Regions from separate parts of the Homo sapiens genome. Here all the other regions are linked to region 1. The links are chromatin loops, found by intact Hi-C in ENCODE. Cell type or tissue: CD4-positive, alpha-beta T cell. All regions are shown on one strand. Links, peaks and the distances in the headings refer to the core of each region. The heading gives the core; the rest is flanking DNA.

The links. Hi-C counts contacts between places; a loop is a spot of excess contacts. Peaks named below come from ENCODE experiments on the same cell type or tissue, not always from the same donor. Only the 100,000 strongest peaks of a DNase experiment are listed, where the experiment ranks them.
Region 2: it touches region 1 in a loop (3-fold over the local background); 5 of 110 quality-filtered maps call a loop at or near these places.
Region 3: a loop joins it to region 1, with 15 times the contacts of the local background. A loop is called at or near these places in 16 of 110 quality-filtered maps.

What each region holds. Positions count from the first base shown.
Region 1 is chr1:58,649,279-58,656,591 of GRCh38, forward strand. MYSM1 (Myb like, SWIRM and MPN domains 1) reads right to left here. Exons shown (of 20, transcript NM_001085487.3): 20 at 5,465-7,313. Among named protein-coding and RNA genes, the nearest start is that of MYSM1, 47 kb to the right of the region's middle. RefSeq lists an enhancer at 3,359-3,653. In CD4-positive, alpha-beta T cell, for the core only: CTCF peaks have their summits at 3,499 (motif pointing left) and 3,703; a DNase peak (open chromatin) is centred at 3,483.
Region 2 is chr1:59,696,900-59,701,899 of GRCh38, forward strand. The region is part of intron 14 of FGGY (FGGY carbohydrate kinase domain containing); the gene reads left to right. Among named protein-coding and RNA genes, the nearest start is that of MIR4711, 34 kb to the right of the region's middle. In CD4-positive, alpha-beta T cell, for the core only: CTCF peaks have their summits at 2,531 (motif pointing left) and 2,733; a DNase peak (open chromatin) is centred at 2,532; H3K4me3 peaks cover 842 bases.
Region 3 is chr1:59,757,370-59,762,369 of GRCh38, forward strand. FGGY (FGGY carbohydrate kinase domain containing) reads left to right here. Exons shown (of 16, transcript NM_018291.5): 15 at 562-623. Among named protein-coding and RNA genes, the nearest start is that of MIR4711, 27 kb to the left of the region's middle. In CD4-positive, alpha-beta T cell, for the core only: a CTCF peak has its summit at 2,267 (motif pointing left); a DNase peak (open chromatin) is centred at 2,262.

The DNA.
Region 1 (7,313 bases), core at 1,290-6,289:
CATTTATGTCTGACTTCTTCACTAAGCATAATGTTTTCAAGGCTCATTAATGTTGTAATATATGTCAGTGCTTTATTTCTCTTTGTGGCTGAATAATAATTCCATTGTATGGGTAGACCATGTTTAATTTATCCATTTATCAGTTGATATCCAGTTGGGTTTTTTCTATTTTTTGGTTATTACTTGTTTTATATGCTTGGTTTTAATGCAAGATTTGTTTTCAACAGCGATTTCTAACTAAATAAAAGTCTGAATACTACTGGCTTAGAGAAACCTTTTCATTTTAGGATTTGAAGATGTTGGCTGTTGATTGCCTGAATCTCTTTCCATGAGGAACATGAAAGCACCCCTCTCTAAAATAGCATTGGACACCCTGGGGGACCTGACCCCATGTCCACATCCCCTTCTGTGGTCCCCGACTCCTAGCCACACACGATGCACACCAGCCTCACGGAAATCTACAATTCTTGGCACTGTGCCACCGCTTCCGGGGCACCTTCTGCCTAGAGTGCCTTTTCTCTCTTCTCTTCCTGTCCAGATCTATTTCACCAAGAAAGCTTTTGACCAGAAATCCAGGGCTCCTATTGTACAGCCCTGTCTCTCTACAAAACCAGAAGGAACTTCATGCCACATAGAGCCCTGCAGGTCCCACAGCCTGTCCCAGGTCCCTGGATCAGGAGGGAGGGCTCTTGAACGCGTAAACCCCAGGGACATGGCAAAATCCTTTCCTTCTCCTTTTGCAGCAACAAAAGGCCCCCAAGCCCTCCAAATGTCTGCTTTTTAGCATTGCTATTTTGGTTCTATTGTTGTTCTCCCTCCTAAGGAGGAGACGGTAACTAACTGCATTCTGGGTCTGCCCAGAGTATGATATATCTTCCTCCGCTGGGCCCTGGGCAGAGAAGCTGGGCTGCATTGATTTCCTGGGTGAAACGGAAGTGCAATTCACAGGCATCTTTCAAAGTGGAGAAAGGTCCTGGGTGTGGGCTGGAGCTGGACCTGTCTCTCCTGGCTCCCCTCAGGCAGGGCTGTGGATGATGCACCTAGTCCTGTTTGCCTGACAGAAAAATCACTTGCCCAGAAAATGCAGAACCCATCCCACTGCTGGACCTCAAATCCAGCATGACTAAGGCACCTTAGTCATCTTTAAATGGATTCTACCCTTTTGCCTGTTTTTTCTGTTTTTTGGTTTTTTTTTTCATTTTGTTTTCCATGTATGAACCCCACAGAAGAGAACACAAGGTGATGGATGAAAATGTTTGAGCAGTTGCTACCCAACTCGTAGTGATAAAAATACTCAGGATATAAAGTGGTAACACCGCTGACGCCTCATAATTACCCAAGTTATGTTGCACTTTTGATTAGAAAATGCAATTATGTTTATAGTGTTATAATCTCACCTGCCTTTGTGTTTTTGAGAAAATTGCAAGAGAATACCTCTCCTGGAGTAGGCTGCCCTTGCTAATCAGTTGATTCATGTCTCTTGAAGTGCTCATTGCACTTAAGATAATGAAGAGATGTGGCTTCTCCGGGGCTCTCAGCTCCCACCTAGACTCTGGGGCTTGTTTTTCAGAACAAACAGCTTTGTCTCAGTTGTTTTCTACTCCTCACAGGAAATCCAGCAACTGATTGTCATAGAACTGATTTTTCCCCAAGAATCTGCCTTCCATTCTTTCTTTTTGCTTTCTTTCACTTATTCAATTATTTATCCATTCATCAAGCTGCCATCAATTAAGTGCCTTCCTAATCTATGCTAGGTATTATACTAGGCATTGGGGATATGAAGTGTGAGAAGGCAGGGTCCAAGCCCTTCAGAAGCTCCGTCTCATAGAAGTAGTAGGAAAGAAAAGAGACAAGCAGAAGGCAGTGTGACTGGGGCCGAGATAAGAACAGGGTGTGAGAGGGGCCCAATCAACCCCATCTGGAGTGAATGAAGACTCAAGGCAGGCAGGCTTCCAGGTGGAAGTGATGTTTGAGCTGAATTTGAAGAAGGTTGGGACCAGGAAGGGTGTTGTTCAAGCATGGGGAAAGGGGTGAGCCTGCAGGGGTGAAGCTGCCCATTTTGGATTTGTCTAATCCAAGATGGGCAGTTGAAATGGGTTGAGTGGCTAGGGCAAAAAGCAGAGGCAGGAGTGTGTGTGTGTGTGTGTGTGTGTGTGTATTTGTATTTGAAGGCAGGAGTGGCAGGAGGTTAGGCTAGAGAGGGGTGCATCGTAAGTAAGGGTCTTCTGCGCTTCCGCGTCAGGAGTGGTGCAGAAAACTCGCCAAGCCATTAAAAAGCTTTTAGCAGCGGGGCACGGTGGCTCACACCTGTAATCCCAGCACTTTGGGAGTCCAAGGCGGGTGGATCACGAGGTCAGGGGTTCAAGACCAGCCTGGCCAACATGGTAAAACCCCATCTCTACTCAAAATACAAAAATTAACTGGGCATGGTGGCACACGGCTGTAATCCCCGCTACTCAGGAGGCTGAAGCAGGAGAATGGCTTGAACCTGGGAGGCGGAGGTTGTGGTGAGCCAAGATCACACTAATGCACTCCAGCCTGGGTAATAGAGCAAGACTCCATCTCAAAAAAAAAAAAAAAAAAAAAAAAGCTTTAAGCACAGAAATGATGTGCTCAGATTTATGCTTCGTGAAGAAAAAAAAAAATCCCTCGGCTTCAGTGTAGAGGATGGAGGGGGACCTGTTGGAAGCAGGAAGATTAATTACCTGTGACAATGCAAGAGGCTCTTATGAAATAGAGAATAGAGAACCATGTCAGAGCAAAATTTCTATCCATAAGGTCCATTCCTTCTGTTGTCTGGGTAACAAAGACAATCCCTTGGTATATCATCTACCATGTTTGGGTAAAGCATGACACAGGACCTACGAGCACAGGATTTCTTTTGTTGCTCAGAGAAGGCAAGAATTGCCATGAGGCGTGACCCAAGATCACAGGATAAGGAATGCACACACTTTGACTTCCCAATCTGGCTTTGACTGGGTCTGTGACTTGGACTTGGGTATCAGTTCTCCCATCTCAAAGTGAGGAGACTAAACTAAATTGTTCCTTAAGTTTCTTCCAGCTCTGAAATCAATAACGTAATAGCTTAATGAGCTGGCTTTAGAATTATATATGAATCTGAATTCTCTCTGCCACTTCTGGCTGCATGACGTTGGGCAAGTGACTTAAACACTCTATGGCTAAGTTTAAAATGGGGGTAGTAAGATTCTTCTTGCAAGGTTGTTGTGGAAACTAAATGTGACACTGTTATGTAAAGCATTTTTAGCACTGTATCTATGTATAATAGATGGCTGTTACTATTATAAACAAAAGTGAAGATAGTTAACCTGGATACTATGAAACAAGGAAACTCATCCCTAGATCATACTATGTCAAGAAACTAGAAAAGTGAATGTGTTAGTGCTTACAAATTCAGCTACACGTGCAGTCTTTTCTGCCTCTTAGGCTAGCCAACAGTACTGGGCTGAGATGGTAGTGCTGACACACTGTGACAGAGCACCCTCTAGTGGCCGTAAGCATTAACATTTTCATTACAATTATTGAAGAACATGGCTTTGTGGACATGCATGCAAACATCGAGGATTTGGGTTTGTTACTCTTAGATAATGCCAATAAAGCGAATAAAGTCTCACTAATTATAGCACTTCTAATAGTAATTCCTTAGTCAACTGTTCCACAAAAATCATGTTCTGGGCATTGATAAGATCTTGCAGTTCTAAAAGAGACAATTACATTTTAAATTAAAACGTATTAACATTTGAATCTCACATAAAATACTAAGTAGTTCTTTATGAGATTGAAAAATAATGTGACATCACTCAAAAGGATGGTGCAGTAGCACTTGGGTTAGGTGGCAGAGCTGGGGTCTTTCTAGGGGCGATCTTGCTACAAACTTGGCTGTGACTTTGGGCAACTTGCTTCATTTTGGGGAACCTGTTTCCTATTAAAATATAGAACTGTAAGCCTGAACAATCCTTTTTCCAGCTTTAAAATTCTCTGAATTAAGGGAGATAGGTTATCCATTTTAATATAGAGCTCTGGTTTCAAAGAAATTTGATGTCAACTTTTCTTCATGAACATGGGGTCTCAAGTACAGTAGTTTAAAGGCCATGCAAAGACAAATTTATACTATTTTAGAAAATCAATCCAAGCCATCTGTAGCAGAGATAGCTAGTCATTAACAACGATTCATATTTCCTTTCCATAATGTAGAATTTTGCAGAAGTACCAGTCCAATCAGGACTCCATTTAGCGGCTCCCTTTGCATTCAGGTGGGAACGTATGTTTAGTTCTTCCCAAAGGAATAGCAAAAACCATATGTATTTCCAAGTAGTTAAGTACCAGGTGCGTAACCCTCCACTCTTCCTCGTTCCCCTTGTCCTCCAAGGGATAACACTAATGTGAAAGGAATCTATTGAAGATGAGCTGCCCAGGAGGGCCACCCAATCAGAAATACCTGCATTGGATTTACTATTTCTTGTACTTTGCCACCTAAATGATTATCATTTAGGTGCCTGAGTTCAAACTGGTTCTGTAACAAGACAGAATATGCCTGTACTACTCTAAGGAAAATTAGCTTATAGGAATAAAAATTTTTCTGCAGATACTAACAAAATTTAAAGGCTGCATAGTTGATCTAGCAACTAAGGTTCTATGACTCTTCTGAGAAGTATTAACTGTGTAAAAGAAAAAATATATTTTTAATAGAAAAATGGAAACAACCTGAAGTTCAACTGAAAACAGATCAAATCAATTAAGACAAATATATACTGCAGAATACTATGTACTTACTGTAAAGGATGAATAGACTTTAGGCACCAACATGGAAAGATGTCCTCAATGAGAATTATAGAAGTTAAAGATATACAGTATGATTCTGTTGGGTTTTTAAAAAAAATTTGTAGGTTTTGCATAAAGACTGGAAAGTTGATGATCAATAAATGAGGGAATACTGCTTTTAAGGTAGATTTTCACTTCCTTTACACCTTCTACAGCCTTTAGTTGACAGAATGTGTATTGCTTTCATAATGAACATCTTCATATACTCTACCCTTTAACCAAAACTCTCGCCATTCTCACTCCTTACCTCCACACCTATGCTAAACACCTCTCTGGAGCATCCTCCCACAAATGCTATTTAACCAAATCTGATTAGGCGGCTTCTCTTCCCCAGAAATTGATCTCACTGCTCATATTCCAGAGAATTTTCTCTCATTTGTTTAACCATCCATTACCCTGGAAGTCTTTTTGCATCTCAGTGTCTTAGCTATTCATGTTGGGCTTTATCTGTTTTCCCACTTACAAGGCTTCTTGTGGGAAGAAATTAAGATTTCCTCATCTTTGCTTCCCCTACAGTGTTCTATATAACAGATGCTCAACAAATCTTTGATAAATTAAAATGTGGCATTTTTTTGCAATTCAATGTGTATATTGCTAATAATTTAGAAATAATCCAAATGATCACTTTATTTTCAAAATTTTATTTTTATGGAATTTTCAGCATGTTTAAACTTAATTTTTAGAACAAAATCCAAAAGCTTAAAATCAGATATCTTATAATGTGTCACAATTAAGTATGGAGAGTTCTGTCATTTTTGAGGAAAATCTTTCATAATTCTTAAAATGCAGGTATTTACAACATTTTTAAATACAGACATATACAACATGGCATATTTAAATGTACAAAATAGTTGAAATTACATTTTATCACAGAACATTCCAAAATTCAAACTAATTTTTAAAAGTCCACAAACACTGATAGCATTTGGAAAAAAATAGCAACAAGTTTATCAATAACCATGCCATATGTTTAGTAACTAACTTACTTATACACAACACATAATTTACATGTCAAATCCACAAATCTAAAAGATATATGACTAATCTATTTAACTCACGCTAGAATCTAAATACTATTTTATAATTCATAGGTTTAAATACATGTTTCACAGTAATCTATGAAACAGGAATATAAACTATGAAAACATATTTAACTGACTTCTTAAGAGACGAGGAAATGTCAAAAATAGCAAATCAGGCATTTTTTTCCCCTGAAATTAAAGTTCTTATGAATACCTTCATAAACACCAAAGGAAGAAAATAAAAACAACTCAGATACTACAACTTAATTTTTACCTTCTCAAACTTCTGTTTAGAGCTCTTGGCATAATCACAGCTCCCCTGGGATATTTTTATTTTTTCCTGATTTAGTGGAGGCAACTATTTATTCCCTCCCTTGTTCCAGGAAAAATGTAAGGTGGCTTAGAAGATAGACTCAGAATATACTAGAAAGTATAATTATAGGTTAAATAAAAAAGAAAATAGAGAAAGCAGAATTTGGGGGAATAGCACATGAAGCCATTTAAGAAAAGGTCAGGAAATATATCCTAAAGTATATTACATTATTCTCCCACAGTGATTTTCTGGAAATATTGCAAAATACATTAATTTGTAAGAAAACTAATATTAAAGTACTGGTAAACTAGAGATGCTGATCAAATTTGTTAAATTATTTATTTACCCTGATGAAGCAGATGATTATAAAAATGTGTGTGCTTTTCTTTGTGCTTGGATAAAAGAAGTTTTCCTAAATACCATATATTGGTAGAGTATAGGTGAAAAAAAAAATAAAATTTGGGCACCCTTACTGAATTTCTACTGAGAATTCCATCAACTGCTGTCTGCTGACTTGCGACTGGATGGCTTCAACTCAGGTGCTCATGTGTTACATGGCTGTTTTGTGAGCACAAAACAGAGCAACATCAATTCCAGGGCATCCTGACTATTGGTTCCTCCAGCTCACCTCATCAGGACCCAGGAAGAGAAATGGGAGGAAGGTAATGCAGAGGAGACCTGCTCAGGTTGGCATGTTGAAGCCACAGTCTCCTCTGTTGGGTTGAGAGCTGCAGAGGTTCTGACTGTGCTTACAGTCTGCATGTCACAGACCTCAACCCCACTCCTAGGGGCAGGGAAGGAATGGTATGGACAGAAGACTGGGAGCAGCATTAAATAGCTTCATGGAAACATGCATGGTCTGTCCATCTCTATTTTACAGGCCTAGCTTTCAACAAATAATAGAAAGAAGGGTCTTGTATTTATATGCTGAGAAGTAAGAATGCAGGGAGTGATGATGAAGGAAAGGGTTTGTGGGAAATGGAGAGGAAAGAAAGGTAGTAGGATGTTTCCCTTTCAAGTGTGGCACGAGTTTCAAAACTACAGATTAGGGACTGACCAAAACAAAAATATCTGAAGACTAAAACAAACCACTGCCTCCTATCTTTTTTGAGGATGAATGGTCCCAAGTAATCCTTGTG
Region 2 (5,000 bases), core at 1-5,000, 1.0 Mb after region 1:
CGGGAAGTGCTTTGTGCATGGCCAGAGAGCTCGTTGCTGATCAAACCAGGACAAGCATCCATATGAAACACGCAAATGTAAAATTACATGAAAAAAAAAAACCCTTTACCTCCAGATGTACTGCTTTCCAGAAAAGTGGCGAGGAAATACCACAAAAATACCTTTACTTCAAAAAATTTGAAAATGTTGAAGGTCATGCTTCATATTGTGCCAGGCAAGAGAACATTGTACATAATTGTAAATCACCATTGGAGGAGGTGGTCCTGGTTGTATTCTTTTGTTTGTTTGTAATACACATAACATAAAATTTATCATCTTAACCATTTTTAAGTGTACGGTTTGGTGGTATTAAGTTCATTCACATTATTGTGCAACCATCACCACCATCCATCTCCGGAACTCTTTTCATCTTGCAAAACTGAAACTTTACCCGTTAAACAATAACTCTGCATTGCCCCCTCCCCCAACCCCTAGCAACCACCATTCTACTTTCTGTCTCTGTGAATTTAACTACTCTTTAGATACCTCATATAAGTGGAATCATACAGCATTTGTCTTTTGTTGACTGGCTAATTGCATTTAGCATAATGTTCTCAAGGTTTATCCATGCTGTAGCACGTATCAGAATTTCCTTCCTTCTTGGTTGTATTCTTAATGCAACATAGCTTGTTCTCTGTGATCTGCTGATTATAACCATCGTCGCTGTGAAGACTTTGGCGTGCTTAACATTTTTGTGACTTCTTTCCAGTGGGGGAAATAGATAGCTCAGTTGTGGACGATAGCAGCAATGGGAAGCAGTATTTGAGAAGAAATCAGACTCTCTTCTTCCAGTCTTTTGCAAGTAGGTGACACAAGAGGTAAACAGAATTGCATGCTGTGCCCCTCCACATCACCCCCTATTTTCTTTGTTTCTTCTGCCCAAGGCTTCAGTCAATCAGAGAAGCAATGAGAGTTGAAGATTTTAAAAGTGGGTTTTCAAATAAGACAAGCTTGGGTTCCAGTCCTACCTCTGAAACTTACTAAATATGTGATCTTGGGTAACGTGATTGAACTCTCTGAGCCTCAGTTCTGTAATCTGTACATAGAGATAATAATACTTTTATCAAAAAAGCATGTCTTTTTTTTCCTTCTGATTGATGAGATGCTTTCTGTATTTTTTCTGGATTTAAACATAGTTTCCAAAGTTAAAATATTAATAGTACTTTTCCCTGTCCCATTGGGTTGTTTAGAAATGTAATGTGATATATGACATTTTGGCCTCTCTGAGATGTCTTGTTCCAGCCCAAAGATTATTAGGGAACCTCATGTCATTTGAAAGGGGAGAAAGATAATTTATTGATAAGGTTCTGCATGTCATATGTATCATTTTTTTCTCATCAAAAACACTGAGTAGAACTCTATTATGATACTTGGTCCTTTACTTCATACTTTTCTATCTTCCCAGCTAGTCAGAACCATGCCCACCCCGCAGTTCCCACCCCTTGGTCAGTACCTAGCATTATGCCCAGAAAAACTACAGATGCTTCTTCACACTCCCCTCCAACCCCCACACCCCCATTACCAAAGTGTTTCTATAATGCTCTGGGAATCAGCATCTCAATTCCCCCATGGCCTCATGGTTAAACATACCATTCATTCGACCTCTCAACTGTGACAAAGAAGGAAGCCTGGGTGTAGAAACTGATTTCAGCTCCCCTCTGAAGTTGGGCGTCTCTCTTTGCTGACCACTTGGGAATTTTTTTTTCTTGCTTCTGACCCACCTCTCCCCTTTCTTTTGATAAACAGGACAGCTGTCCCCAAAGGGATGAATCCATTACCTTTCACCAGAGTTGAGTTCGTTTTCCATTTCATCTTTCTGCTTAAAGAGAAAGCCCTTTAAAAGCGCAGCGCATACATTGAGTGCGTGTACTTAATTTTTAATATGTGTGTGCCCACAGCCAAGAGAACAGAGAACCTTAAATAATAATGAAACTGAATTGTACATGTCGTATGTTTTATGTGGCACTGATTCCTAAATATGCTCCTAGCAGCCAGGTATTATTTAATACATCCCCATTAATCAAGCTGCCAAATCTAAATGAAAACCATGTTTAAATATGTTTAATAAGATTATAGCTTTTGGTTGAATATCAAACTAACATAGCTACATTTTTCCTTCCAGCCAGCTCTCATTTACTGTCTTACATTTTTACTCTGAAAGCTTTTGTACTATCAAACCAATCTTGATTATAAAACAAATTATACCACAAACTTTTAGTATCGTGAGCTTCAGCTGAGTCCCTCAGTGTAAATGTTAGGAGAAAGAACAGTTCTGAGATTTTTTTTCTGGCTAAAAAATGATATTTTTCTTCTTCTTGGGGTGAGCCTTTGAGTTTAAAAGGAAATTAAAAATTCAATTAGAGATACTAAATTGTTTGTAGCTTCTGTATTAAATGATGTCTGCCTTTTGCATAGTTATTGAAAGTGTTTCATATTAAATGTACTTTTTCTTTTTGACGGTTCAGGCTTCTGTTAGTTTTGCAATAGTGACACCTAGGGGCTGTAGAGAACATTGCATGGGCTGCTAAAATCTCAAAAACAACCCCTCTGCTCTTTTGCCATGGATAGAAAAAGTATTTGTGGGTCATTGGGGCTGATGGAGAAAGAAGGCAAATGGTACCCTGGGCGAGGTAGGTTTCCAGTTCTATTTACCAGGCTTCCAATATGCAAACAAAAAAAGGAGGTAAATAAAAAGAGGTTTTTATAAAAATAAAGAACTAGCTGAACTTGGAGTAACATACAGTATTCTAGCAGATTTTTAAAGTTATTGATAAAACAACATCATATTTATTAACATGTTTAATTCTCGTTCTTATTTGCAACAGTTTGCCTGCTGTTCTTGCCTTTGTAACAGGCATGTCCCGCGTTGATTGCAGAGAAGTGATGACTGTATGTGGTGCTTTGACTTGTTCTGTGCGAATGTCTCGCTTCTCACATCTCTAATTCTTCTATTTGCCTTGTTCAATATTCTATATCCATATTCACCCTTATAAAGTTGTCATTGAGACTTTTAGCCTATTTGTTCTCTCCACTGATATCATTATTTCTTCTAGCTTCTCAGAGCCCTTACATTTTCTCCATGTTTATATGGCTTGAAGCTTTTAAATTCTTGATCAAAGCAATCATAAATGTGTCTGTTACAAACACATTAAAATTCTTCGATTATATAAAAACTGACAAACAAGTCTTATAAAACTGTTTTTGTACTACATTAAGTTCAAAATAGGTGGCACATGTTTAACTTTGTACACTGTAGGAATTCTAAGAATCATTTCAAAAAGAAAAAGCAAATACAGTGCACAGCAATGCATATAATTCTTATAGATGAGTATTATCTATCTGTCATATCTCTCTGTAAATAATGATGGTGACAATGATGATAGGCAAAGTTTATTGATGTTTTTTATATGCCAAGCACTGTTCTAACCACTTTGCATGAATTAACTCAGTCACCATGGGACAGGAACTGTTATTATCCCAATTTTTACCCACATTCACAGAATGCTTCTGTGTTCCAACAAGGAAACTTCAACAAAGTAGTGCATGAGCTTATCACAGGTCGTGTGCAATAAGAGTTTATGTTATTAGTTTTTCCTTGAACTGCTTGGGAGTCAGTGTCACTTTTCTTAGCCCCATTAGCCTGCCCTCCCTTTGGAGTGTGCACGTCTCCTTTACTGTCTGATACCTGTCTGCTTTCCTCACTGAGTGCCTCTAGCTTTGTCTAGCAACACCTGCCCTCATAGAACTTACATTCAGTTGGGAAGATCCTAAGAAACAGCAATCACAACAAGTAATATTGATTTCAGGTAACAAGAAATGTTACAAAAGAAAGCAAAGTGATATCAGGGAGCAAAAATGGAATGACAGACTGGGTGTGAAGGGCTGGCTTTGTGAGCAGGAGAGAGGCCCTCCTGAGGAAGGGATGTTCGTGGTGAGTCCCAAATGACAGAAAGGACAGCAAGTGCAAAGGCCCTGGAGTGGGAATGAATTGAACATGTGTGAAGGAAAGCAAAAAAAGCAGGGAGGCTGGAATGTGTTGAGTAAGGAGAATACTGTGGGGCTCCTCTCTCTTTCCTTTCTCTGCTGCCAACACTTGTGTTTTCTGTCTCAGACTCTAGTTTCACTGAATTCAAAGAAATGGTTTGGAATTGCAAAATCCTGAGATGTCATCCACTGGGAGTGCTGGGGATAGGGGGACACGTGCAAGAGAATTGGCCTAAGAAAGGTTATACCCTGAGTATCTTCCATATATACCCATAGCCCCACACATTTTTATCTTGCAAAGTCAGTTAAGATGAACATAAGGCAGAAGTGGAATCCCAGCACAGTTCATCCTCAGTGCTCCACAGCACGGAACAGACCTTGGATATCGTACTTCACACAAGTTTGGTGACTCTTTTTTTATGTCTGCCTCTCCACTAGACTGGAAATTGACTGAGGACAGAGCTTATGTCATAATCATTCTTCAGTCATTTTTCTTTCTTGCATTCATTTTATCAGTAAATGCTTCTTGAGTGCCATCTGTGTGCCAACCACTCGTACTAGGCCCATCTATCTCTGCTTGGATAAAATTCCAAGCAAGAAAGATACAGTCCCTGCTCTCAAGTTTCCAACAGTATTGCAGAAGAGGCATACCATAAAATAGCATCATACAGTGTGCTATGCCTCAGCTTTGGGGAGGCAGAGAAAATGTTCCAAAGGAAGTGACAGTTGAGTCCAGTCAGGACTTGGAAGTATAAATAAAGGCGAGTATATGTCTGTATGTGTGTGTGTTTCTGTGTGTTTGGAGAGGGGTATGCATGTGTAGTGGGCCCGAGATGGGAGAGAATGTGTGCAGAATTTTAAACCTTGGGAACAAAGGATTCATGAACTCAGAGGTGAACTCAACTGTGTACTGGATGAAAATGTGAATGAATGAGTACATGAATGTATAAATGAATGAATCAGTGAGTGAGTTTTTC
Region 3 (5,000 bases), core at 1-5,000, 1.1 Mb after region 1:
CATTCCAGAACTCAAGTCACTTAGACTCAGCCCGGAGGTCTCAGTATGTACTCACAACTTCAGAGATTGCTGGAAAAAGAGCTGAAGTTGAATTGGAGAGGTCTTAAATATTTTATCCTCAAGTACAGGTGCGAAGTGAGTTCCATTCCGTGATTGCTATCTTTAGGGAAGTAGACAATGTACTCAGCGGCTGGTTATGTTCCCTGCTTCTGCCCTGTGTCCAGATAGTGAGGAGGGGAAATAATTCTTCCCACTTACCCCTGGAGGCAGTCACAGAACTGCTTTGCCTTTTGGGTTGTTTATGCCCCAGAGGCCTCAATACACAAGTATTTATTAAGCCCAGGAGGTGTGGTCATAATTGAAACTTTAAATGTTCACTGTGTTTTATTCCTATTTTTGTGTTTTATTCTTATTACCAAAGAAAAGTAAGTTGAAAAAAAAGAGGACTAACCAAATATCTTAAAGGGAAGCAAATTCAAATTAGAATGTTTTGCCTGTGACAAGCCTCGCTTTGGATTTCGCTTTCCAACTCAGCTGTCTATGTTGTTTTCCATTTAATAGGAAGCAATGGCAAAAATGAGCAAAGTTGGGAAAGTTGTGTTCCCGAGACTACAGGATAAAAAGTAAGTGTGTATTTTTTATATGTACAGTGCTAAGGAAGTGAGCACATACACACACACATGCAACTATAGATCTGGAATAAACTCAGGTGGTCAACTAATCCAGTCCTTTAATTTGTGGTTAAGAAAACTAAGTTCCAGGGAGGTAATGTCACCTTCACTTACCTAAGGCTGCAGAACTATGTAGGGCCAGAGCTGGGGGTGAATGTAAGCTTCTGAACTCTCAGACCAATGTTCTTTTTCCCAGGTAATTGGCAGCAAATCTGCTCTTCTCTGTTCTAAAGTAGGGATCTCTTATATCTCCATCAAAGGACCCAGTAGAATCTGCTCATTCTTTTACTCTTTGTATCACTTGGCATCAAAGGCTAAAAAATGACATTGGTCAGTATTTTAATCCCAATTCAACAAAATATTAGTTTACTGAATTCCTGCTATATTCAAGGCATTATGCTGGGCTCCAGGCAGGTGTTACAGGGGAATAAAACACAATTTAATTTAGGCACATAAGATTATTTTAGAACAACGGGATAAGTTCCACAATTGAAGTATTGCCAGGTGACAAAGTTGCCCAAGGAAGAAAGAGATGGGAGCCTGTAGAGATGAGAGAATGCTTTTGGGAGGAGGTTATGTCCAAGCTAACTTTAAGCTCTTGTAAGAAATTGGTAGACAGGCCAAGGCAAGAAAGAACATTCATAGTAGAAGGAATAACATGTACAGTTATAAAAGTGGGAGCAGCATAGTACATTCAGGTTACTATAAACAACTCATAATCCAGAAACACAAAGTATGAGATGGGGAATGGCAGGAAGTGGGACTAGGGAAGGATAGAATTGGGTAGGGGGAGGTCAGCTCATAAATACCTTGGAGGCCATGCTGAAGACCTCCAACCTCATCCTATAGGCAGAACAGAGATGCTGAATTCTAAGCAGTGGTGAGATCTGGTCAGATGCAGATCAGAAAAATCCCTCTTAAAGGATCCAGTACAGGGGGCTCAGGGTAGAAATAGAGGGTCCAGATAAAAGGCTTTTTCAAGAATCCAGGCTAGAGATGTAAAAGACCTCTATTAATTTGCTGGTAGTGATTTTGAAGATGAAGGGGCTGTTGTGGAAGTGCTTTTATAATTTTAGGGAAGTATTCGAGGTTAAGACCTAAAAGCAAATTCCACTTAACATGATGAACAGGCAAATGTGCAGATCCCACTGAAGCAGGATCAGTATTTAACAGAATTGGAAATGTTCATGGAAAAGCAATCCACTTTCTTTTCATTTCCTTTAACTCCACATAGAGTCAGGCTGCTAACCCTCCGAATATAAACCCTTCTCTAAAGGCCAGGGTGGAAGGTACAGGCATTGCGTAGGGGAGCTCCATGCAGGAAGGTGGAGAGATCTGAGTTCCCACTGGCAGTAGGAGCTATGGGCTGCTGTCCCTGTTTCTGTTCCCTGGAGGCAGCTGGAGCATCCCTCTTTTTGTGAAATTAGAAAGATTGTCTTTCTCCATCTCTTCCCTGACCCTCCCAAGACTTTTCAGGGAAGTTTTTAAGTTTTTTCCGTAAACCCCACGTGTTCAGAGAGTCCTCCGCTGCTTGCTGGGAGCTGGCAGCTGGCAGCTGTTCTCTGCGAAGGAGGCGGCACACACGGTGCTTTAGCACCATCTGCAGGCAACCCAGAGATTTGCAAGGAGACAGGAGAAGCCAGTTTCCTTCTGAGCCAACCTCATCTCATTGCCTAATAGATCACACTGTTAACGATGTGGGACGACATTTACTTAGGCCTCTGCCACACAGAAGCAGGGACTGAGTTGAGGCACATTTTGAAGAGAGGGGATTCAGCTGATTTTAAAATTCACAGTCACGGAGAGTGTAATTTAGTGACTATAGTTTAATAATAAATGTTTAGGATGACCCCAAATTGCATTATTATGTTCAGTCCAAATTTATATGTGGCTCTGGAAGAGTCACTTAAATGTGCTTTGAGAAATTTGGTGCATTGAAAGACACTATCAACAGAGTAAAAAGGCAACTCACAGAATGGGAGAAAACATTTGCTTATCATACATCCAGTAAGGGATTGATATCCAGAATATATAAATGTATAAAGAACTCCTAAAACTCAACAACAACAAAAAAGCAAAAACAACCCAATTCAAAAGTGGGCAAAGGACTTGAATGAATATTTCCCCAAAGAAGATTTATAAATGACCAGTAAGCACGTGATAGGGTATTCAACAGCACTATTAGGAAAATCAAAACTACCGTGAGGTACCACCTCACACATTAGGATGCTACTATTTTAAAACAGAAAACAACAAATGTTGGCAAGGATGTGGAGAAATTGGAAGCTCTGTGCATAGTTGGTGAGAATGTAACATAGTATCGCTGCTGCAGAAAACACTATGGCCATTCTTCAAGAAATTAAGAATAGAATTAACATGTGATTCAGGAATTGTATTTCTGAGTATATACCCAAAAGAACTGAAAGTAGGGTATGGAAGAGATATTTCTACATTCATGTTCACAGCAACATTATTCATGATAGCGAAAATCATGAGAGCAACCTAAGTGTTCATTAGTAGATGAACATATAAATGAAGAATGATATGTGCATACAATGGAGTATTATTCAGCCTTAGAAAGAAGCAATTTCTGACATGCCACACATCAGTGAACCTTGAGGATATTATTCTAAGTGAAATAAGATAACCACAAAAAGACAAATACTGCATGATTCCACCTATGTAAAGAATAAGGCCAGTGCACAAAGTTGTGGCAAAGTTGTCAGTATTAACATTGTAAATCAAGTGTGTGTGAAGGGGTGCTCACCTTAGCTCCCTTCTAGATATTTTGAGATTCTAAAGTCAAGAAATCTATCTCATGTAGTGAAAGAATTCCTTACCGTTATATTGTCACAGAGCATCATTAGTAGGAGCAAATTGTTCCTAAAATAATTCTACAACTAATAAATTTGGATGCTCATAGAGTAGGTCTTAGTAGTACCTACATATAGCTATATTGATGATATTAAAATATTAATTATCTAAAATTTAGTAACTAGCATTTATATCACTTATTATGAGTCAGGTACTGTTCTAAATGCTTTTCATTTATTTCCACATTTAATCTACAACAGCTCTGCTGAAGTAGATCCCATAATTATCCCCATTTACAGATGGAGAAATTTAGGCAGAAATAGTTTAAGTAACATATCCAAAGTCACACAGCTAATGTTAGGCCACATTAAGATTCCAACCCAGGCTTTGGAGTTCGCCTTTTAACCCTGTGCTTGGCCCCGTCACAACTCCTACGTTACCAGAATGCTTACAGTCTAATAAATATTGGGTAGGGGACTCCTACTAACATAGCTATGTGTGACAAGTAGAAGTCCCTGTGTGTATCCAAGGTTACTCTTACAACCTCTCTCTGCCAATGCACAACTTTGCACCAAAATTTCATCATGAGGACTCCTTTTCAGAGCACCCCAGAATTGAGCAAGACATGCTAAACTGGCTTCTTCACCCCCTCACCCCATGTCAGCTTCCCAACCAAGAGGAGTAAGGACAAAGTTGCAAGGCTGCAAGTATAATTTGTCTCGGTTCCTATTATTCCTTTCAGGATTATGATGCCAGAGCAGCTTCAGCTGTTCTGCTGTCTGATTCATGGCCAATACCAGTTCTAACAGGTCTAACCCAAAGAGTCAGCCAGATAGGACAGGGAGAGCAACGGCCACTGTGAGATGTCTGGAAGGCGAGCACAGCTCTAGAAAAGGCATTAGCTACATTTCCATGGGGTTTTGCTCCTGGATAAAGCAGGTCACAAGGGAAACCTAGATGTGGAATCTGCAAAAGGGCAATTAAAATGTTCAGTCTTTGTCCTTGGTCAGGCTGTGATTTTAGGCCAGTCATCAAACCTGGGGCTAGTTATATAGGAAATACTTATTGAAGCTGGCAATGTGAAAGAGTCTCCATTAAGTCCGGCCTTTTTGTATATACAGTAGAAGCTTTGAAGTCAGACAGACATGAGTTTGAATTCCAGCTCTGCCAGTTTTTATCTATACTACTTTGTATATGCCTCTCATTTAGGAATTTTTTTTTTTTTTTTTTTGATGGAGTCTGGCTCTTTCACCCAGGCTGGAGCGAAGTGGTGCAACTCAACCACTTCACAGTGAACGGGGGACGGTTCACTGCAACCTCCGCCCCCCGGGTTCAAGCAATTCTCCTGCCTCAGCCTCCTGAGTAGCTGGGATTACAGGCGTCCACCACCATGTCTGGCTAATTTTTGTATTTTTAAGAGATGGGGTTTAAATGTTCTTATTTCTAAATTGGAGATAATAAAACTTCATCCAGGTCACATATAATAGGTCTGAAACATGCTAATTCATTGCCCAG